2 separate regions of the Homo sapiens genome follow, and region 1 is linked to region 2. Evidence: chromatin contacts called from ENCODE Hi-C or POLR2A ChIA-PET data. All regions are on one chromosome and are shown on one strand. Each heading gives the region's core, a stretch centred on a gene start or an enhancer-like site at or near the end of the contact. The rest is flanking DNA. Distances are from core to core; before and after follow the strand shown.

Region 1 (3,371 bases), core at 537-3,036, 160 kb before region 2:
TTGTCCACGTCCATGAAAACATGAGTTACCAGGCATAGGCTCAGAGCAGCAGGGAGCCTGGCTGGACACACACGGTAAAAAGGCTGCCAGGCCGGGGTGCCTGTGTCTAGAAGTTGGTCTCCTGCCTTTCAGTGGTGCTTAGTGATCTCTCTAGGCCTCTGGCCAGTCCAGGATTCTATGACTGTCATCGCAGAGAGCAGCAGCAAAGGCTGTAAGGTGTGGACAGATGTTTGACGTCTGGGAAGATGGGCTCTGTGGCATATAACCAGATTGTCCCAGTTGGCACATAAGCCACACAAAATGTGCAGAACCCAAGGCTATACCTTCAATTTCGTGTGTGCTGAGAAAACTGGCAGTGCAAGGGACCTGTGACATCCCGTGGAGACTTCATTCAGGTTGGGCGCTGCACCCCAACCACACAGGGAGGGCTGAGGGCTTTTTCTAGTTTGCACAAAGGCGCCATCTGTGAGCTAAGCTGCACATCATGGGTGTGCGTCCACCCGGAGGAGGGACCTTTTCCAACTCACATCAGGTTTCCTTGTGTCCCCAGGGGCCCTGAAGCAGTCTGGGGTGCTGCTGACCTTCCCCCACACCCCCACTGCTTTCTATTTATATCTTCCCATCTTTTCTACCATTCAGAGTGCAGGTGGGATTTAGGGGACCCAGGAATGCCAGAATTCTGCCCTAGCTCTTCCACCCCTTCCTTCCTGTGGGGTTCCTGGGGATTGGCACACACAGAGGATAAAGGCAAATGGCACAGAGCCTGACACTCCACTCGGGGCAGGGCTCTGGGCTGCATGGCACAGCTGAGGCTCGGAACTCCAGGATCCAGAGGTTCTCCCTTCCCTGGCCATGCTTGGGCCCAACCTGCCAGTGCTCATGTGGGGAGGATGAGGGAGGCCAGAAGGACAGGCTCCAAGAGGACCTTGGTTCGCCGTCCTTGTTCTGTCCCCAGAGCTGGAGGAGCCAGTGAGAAGAGCAAGATCCATCCACCCCCTGAGAGTAGGATGTGGGAGGGAAGGCCACACCTTGGCACAGACCTCATCACACAGGGTCCCCGCCCCCTTATACAGGTGGCTGAAGCAGAGTCCTGGATCCTGGCCAAAGGGATTGGCAGCAGCTCCCTAGAGGGAAGCCAGCCAGGGGCGGGCTTCTTGTCCCCTACGGGAACATGGTCTCATTTGATCTTCACAGCCTCCCTGTTTTACAGATGGGGAAACTGAACTGCATGCTAAACAAGGATGAGGAATTGGGTCTAGGTCACGCAGGTAGTAAGCAGAGCTGGGCTTTGATGCTGTGGCCGACTCTGCAGCCTCTGCCCAGGTTCTTCTTTGGGATACAACTGCTGACAGCTCACCGCCAGTCTGTTCCCAGGAATAGCCCTGCCTGAAGGGGGCTGCCTGGCCCAAGGGTGGCTCCTTCCTTGCGGGGCAGCCTGAATTCAACCGAACCATGTAGGGGTGAGATATGGGGAGTGGGGTGCAAAAACCCAGCCCCTTGCCTCCACTCAGGACAACTCCGAAGGGCTTTGTAACTCGTCATGGGATGGAGGGCCGGGCTTTGGTGGCAAGTGCATCACATTTCACCTTCTCCCTTGGCCCAGCCCTGCTCTCCTCTTACAGTTGCTGTGCTGAGCACATGCCTGGATCAGCCTCTGCGGGCATCTTGCCTATGCCATCTGCACTCCCCGTCCTTAGGAAGTGCTGCCTCACCTCCTTCCTAGGACCCAGGACAAATAAACCAAAGATCCAAAAAGTAGAGGGTGAGGCAGCCCAGAGGTTTACAACAGCAGTAAGTGACTGCCACCCCTAGGCTGGAGGGAGAGAAGGAGGGGGCGGGGTGCCTGTGTCTAGAAGTTGGTCTTCTGCATTTCAGCAGTGCTTAGTGATCTCTCTAGGCCCCTAGCCAGTCCAGGATTCTATGAATGGGGACAGAAGGAGGGGTCGGGCTTCCCTGCACCCAGGGATCACCCAGCAAAGCCAGAGCTATGGTGGGTTTGTCAAGGGGGGAAATGCAGCCCTTGATGGAAACACTCCTGAAGTTGGGGGCCCAGAGTGACACCCTGACTTCTCTCTTCCTTTCTGCTTGACTTTTCTGATGATAGACTACCTAACAATACGAGGTGTTGTATTGTTAAACTTTGCATACCAAGGTCTTAATATGCACATATATTTGGGTAATATTAAAGATTTCGTCAGCTTGGGGTCCATAATAATTTTTTTTTTTTTGAGACGGAGTCTCGCTCTGTTGCCCAGGCTGGAGTGCAATGGCATGATCTTCAGCTCACTGCAACCTCTGCCTCCCGGGTTCAAGCAATTCTCCTGCCTCAGCCTCCCAAGTAGCTGGGATTACAGGCGCCCACCACCACACCCGGCTGATTTTTGTATTTTTAGTAGGGATGGGGTTTCACCATGTTGGCCAGGCTGGTCTTGAATGCCTGACCTCAGGTGATCCACCTGCCTCGCTGTACTAAAATGCTGGGATGACAGGCCTGAGCCACCGCAATAATTTTTTCTTTTAAAAGAGAAACACTGCTGTAGGATGATATGCCAGAGGTGTGTGGCAAAGCACCGTCCACTCCAGCCCAGACACCACAGCCTTAAGGTCCAATTCCTTAAGTTTCCATTCCTTTGATCCTTTGGGATATGGGGGTGGGGAGCTGAAAACAGCCCTTAGGGCCAGAGGATGTGGGAGCACAGGAAGAGGTCCTAGAAGTTTCCTTGTCCACATTCCTCACTTTACTGAGGGGAAACCCCAGACCCAGAGAGCTCCAAGCTTGGACAACCCCTTTTATGGAGGGTGAACTGTAGTGTTTTGGGGAATCATCACTACTGAGGAATGGAGTCAGCGCAGGGCTTTTATTTTTATTTATTTAATTAATTTATTTATTTAGAGACAGAGTTTCCCTCTTGTTGCCCAGGCTGGAGTGCAATGGTGTGATCTCGGCTCACTGCAGCCTCCACCTCCCGGGTTCAAGCAATGCTCCTGCCTCAGCCTCCCAAGTGGCTGGGATTACAGGCACCCGCCACCATGCCCAGCTAATTTTGTATTTTTAGTAGAGACAGGGTTTCTACTAAACCTGTCTACTAGTAGAGACAGGGTTTCGGTTACACCTAGGCTAATAACCATTGCGCTCTGGATGGGCTGACCCTCACCGTGTTGGTCAGTCTGATCTCAAACTCCCGATCTCAGGAGATCCGCCCACCTTGGCCTCCCAAAGTGCTGGGATTACAGGCGTGAGCCACCGCGCTCAGCCAACTGCAGGGCTTTTAAATCTCAGCCTAGATGAGGGCTTGTATGTGCACGTGTGTGTTTGGTATGTGTGCATGTACATGGTTCGTGTGTACATGCATGTGGCATGTGTGCACATG
Region 2 (3,259 bases), core at 1-2,500:
GCCTCCCAGGTTCAAGCGATTCTCCTGCCTCAGCCTCCCGAGTAGCTGGGATTACAGGCATGCGCCACGACGCCCAGCTAATCTTTGTATTTTTAGTAGAGACGGGGTTTCACCATGTTGGCCAGGCTGGTCTTGAACTCCTGACCTCAAGGAATCCACAGGCCTCGGCCTCCCAAAGTGCTGGGATTACAGGCATGAGACACCGCGCCCAACCCGAAGCTCAATTTCCTCATGTATTAATTAAATGAGATAATTTATATGGAGTTCTTAGTATAGAGCCTAGTATCCAAGAAACATCAAACAAACTGAAAAGAAATCATTTAAGCACCAAAGCACTGAAGACATTCCCTTCAACAACTGTTATATATATTTATGTATGTATAAATTTGTGTAAAGGTAGAAATAAACCGGTGGACAAAAAGATAACAACTGAATGATTTTGCTCACCCCAGGAACCACTCCTCCCTATAAACTATAAACTTTTCAGTAAGAGTTACCACGAGATAGCCTACCATCTTACATTTCAAAAAAACACTAAAAACTCCGGGGACACATTCCCATTATCTCCTGTCAAAACTGAGAATAAACAGAACACACCCTGCGAAGAATAAGGAGGGAATGACGAATAATTTGACCAAATTCCTTGACTGAGTTCATGCTAGTTACCAGAAAACAAAACCAGTCACTCACTGAGACCACGCTTCTTCTCTGACCTCTATACATCCTTTCCAAAGAGCTTCCTTCCCCACCTACCTGAAAAGCATCCCCTCTCCCCTGGTCCGAACGACAAGCCCTTTTCTGATCAAGTCAGAATCTCCCAGACCCACGGCCGGAGGACAGGCGGGCGAGGAGCACAAAAGCCTCTGCCGCATGGATCGGGGCCGGGCCGCAGGGTCCCCCGGGGGTCCTTCTCCTCCCCATCCACCCCATCGCAGCCTCCCCGTGACGGCCGGGACCCCAGGCCCGGGCCCAGGGAGGAGAAGGAGGGGGCGAGCGGCCGACCCTGCCTGGGCGCCCCACCCAAGGGGGGCCGCCACCTACATCTCCCCACCGCCCTCCCGACCCGGGAAGCCCCTCGGATTGGACCCGCCCCCGCCCCAGCAGGTCTTCGGCCCCACGCATCACCGCTTGCGCACCCGAGATCCGCAGTGGTCGCCGCTCTCCAGCCCCGGCTCCGCTCGCCGGGTCAGCTTGGCTCCGCTGCCCGCCTCCCCCGCCGCCAGCTCACCCCTGGCGGTGCGACCAGGGTTTCCGGACGCCCACGTGACCCTCCCGTCGCGGGGCACGCTGGGAGTTGTAGTCCCGCCACGCGGCCTCACCTGCCGGCGCGGAGGAGGGCGAGGAGGGCGGAGGCTGGGAGCCCACAGAACTCTGCTGCTGCGGACCTGGCCAGTAATGTTAGCTGCAAAAGACGAGAGGTAGAGAGAAGAAATGATATGGGGAGAACTGGTGCATCCTTTTTTTTTTTTTTTTTTTTTTTTTTTCAAAAAAGCGGTATTCGGTCTTTGTTTTTATAAAAAGTAACGTGCTGCTAAGTGTGCTACTGACCGGCCTAAATTTTAGGTGTCTAATTAAATGCAGGCCGGGCACAGTGGGCTCACGCCTGTAATCCAACACTTTAGGAGGTCGAGAAGGGAGGATCACTTGAACCCAGTAGTTCAAGACCAGCCTTAGCAACATAGCCAGACCCCATCTCTACAAAAAATGTTAAAATTAGCCAGGAGTAGTGGCATGTGCCTGTGGTCCCTGCTACTGGGGCGACCGAGGTGCGAGGATCGCTTGAGCCCAAAAGTTTGAGGCTGGCAGCTGTGATTGCTCCACTGCACCAGCCTGGGCAACAGAACGAGACCCTGCCTCCAAAAAAAAAAAATCCAACACAAGTGTCTCACACCTGTAATCCTAACACTTTGGGAGGCCGAAGTAGGAGCATCATTTGAGAACAAGAGTTTGAGACCAGCCTGGGCAAGGTAGTGAGAGCCGCCCCCCATCCACCACCACCACCGCCGCCACCGTTTCTTAAATAAAGGGAAAAAATACAGACACTTGTTCGAATTTTAAAGAAAAAAAACTTCTCTTAATCCAGAAAATCTCCACAACAACCATTACATACCTGTTCTCAAGATAAACAATCACTAGTCTTCAAATAACAGAACTTGACAACACCTTTTGTCAAACATAGTTCCTCCTTACTTAATAGTAGTAATTGGGGAGACCACTCATGTTGGCTTTATCCAGAAGCAAAACAAACTTCGCATAACTTTTTGTTGTTGTTGTTCGTTTTTTAAACTTCGCATATCTTTTTGTTTGTTTGTTTTTTGTTTTTGAGACGGAGTCTTGCTCTGTTACCCAGGCTGGAGTGCAGTGGCGTGATCTCAGCTCACTGCAAGCTCCGCCTCCCGGGTTCAAGGGATTCTCCTGCCTCAGCCTCCCGAATAGCTGGGACTACAGGCGCCCGCCACCACGCCTGGCTAATTTTTTTGTATTTTTAGTAGAGACGGGGTTTCACCGTGTTAGCCAGGATGGTCTCGATCTCCTGACCTCGTGATCTGCCCTCCTTGGCCTCCCAAAGTTCTAGCATTACAGGTGTGAGCCACCGCAGCCGGCCAAAGTTCGCATATCTTTATAGCAGGAGGTAGTTTTACAAATTGGAGCAAGGCGCCCATACCCACTAATTTAGTCTCTTACCCTCATGTAGGAACTGGAAGATACAGGCACTAACTCACGTCTGAATTTCAAAAAGATGACCCCCAAGTCCTTGAGGATACATTTCTGAGTTGTGATACTGGCAAGAGGCTCATTTCGCCGTTATAAAGATTTGTGTACATTCGAAAAGGACAGAGAAAGAAATTTTGAAGGAACAGAGAGAAGGCTGAGAAGTCTCTTTATTTTCAGCAGAGGAATTAAGCCTGTTATTTTTCATTTTTATTTGCCCTTATACAGTGGTAGTTTTGTTTCTAGCCCTTATACAGTGGTAGTTTTGTCTCTAGGCATCCAAGGAGAAATATGATGTCAGGGTGAGCAAAAATAAATGAGCCAAATATGTTACTTTTATTTTTAAAAATATATTGTGAATCGTTTATTTTTCAGCCTAAAAAAGGTAGCAAATTCTGACACATACTACAACATAGACGAACCTTCAAAAACATTATGCTAAGTGAAATAAGTCAGACATAAAAGGACCAGTACAGTACAGTTCCACTTATATGAGGTAGCCAGAGTAGTGAAATTCATAGAGTCAGAAAGTAGCATGGTGGTTGCC

The links. Hi-C counts contacts between places; a loop is a spot of excess contacts on that map. ChIA-PET counts read pairs that join two places held with the same protein, here RNA polymerase II (POLR2A). Pooled maps may share reads with other maps.
Region 1: a loop to region 2 is called in a map of B cell, with 3 times the contacts of the local background. The contact joins the enhancer-like site here to the promoter of SLC37A3 in region 2. A Hi-C loop is called at or near these places in 3 of 168 maps with a recorded cell type or tissue (B cell, CD8-positive, alpha-beta T cell and naive thymus-derived CD4-positive, alpha-beta T cell), 4 of 37 single-sample maps with no recorded cell type and 12 of 50 pooled maps. POLR2A ChIA-PET finds 5 or more read pairs at or near these places in 3 of 52 experiments (HepG2, activated T-cell and activated naive CD8-positive, alpha-beta T cell).

The regions. Positions count from the first base shown.
Region 1 is chr7:140,237,950-140,241,320 of GRCh38, forward strand. All of the region lies in intron 1 of LOC107986854 (a long non-coding RNA gene), which reads left to right. Among named protein-coding and RNA genes, the nearest start is that of KDM7A-DT, 62 kb to the left of the region's middle. Within about 2 kb of position 1,787, at least 3 of the 41 ENCODE cell types and tissues checked have a DNase peak (open chromatin) inside an H3K27ac peak, as active enhancers do.
Region 2 is chr7:140,397,280-140,400,538 of GRCh38, forward strand. It overlaps SLC37A3 (solute carrier family 37 member 3), which reads right to left and starts at 1,251. Exons shown (of 15, transcript NM_207113.3): 1 at 1,137-1,251. RefSeq lists silencers at 789-1,058, 1,169-1,398.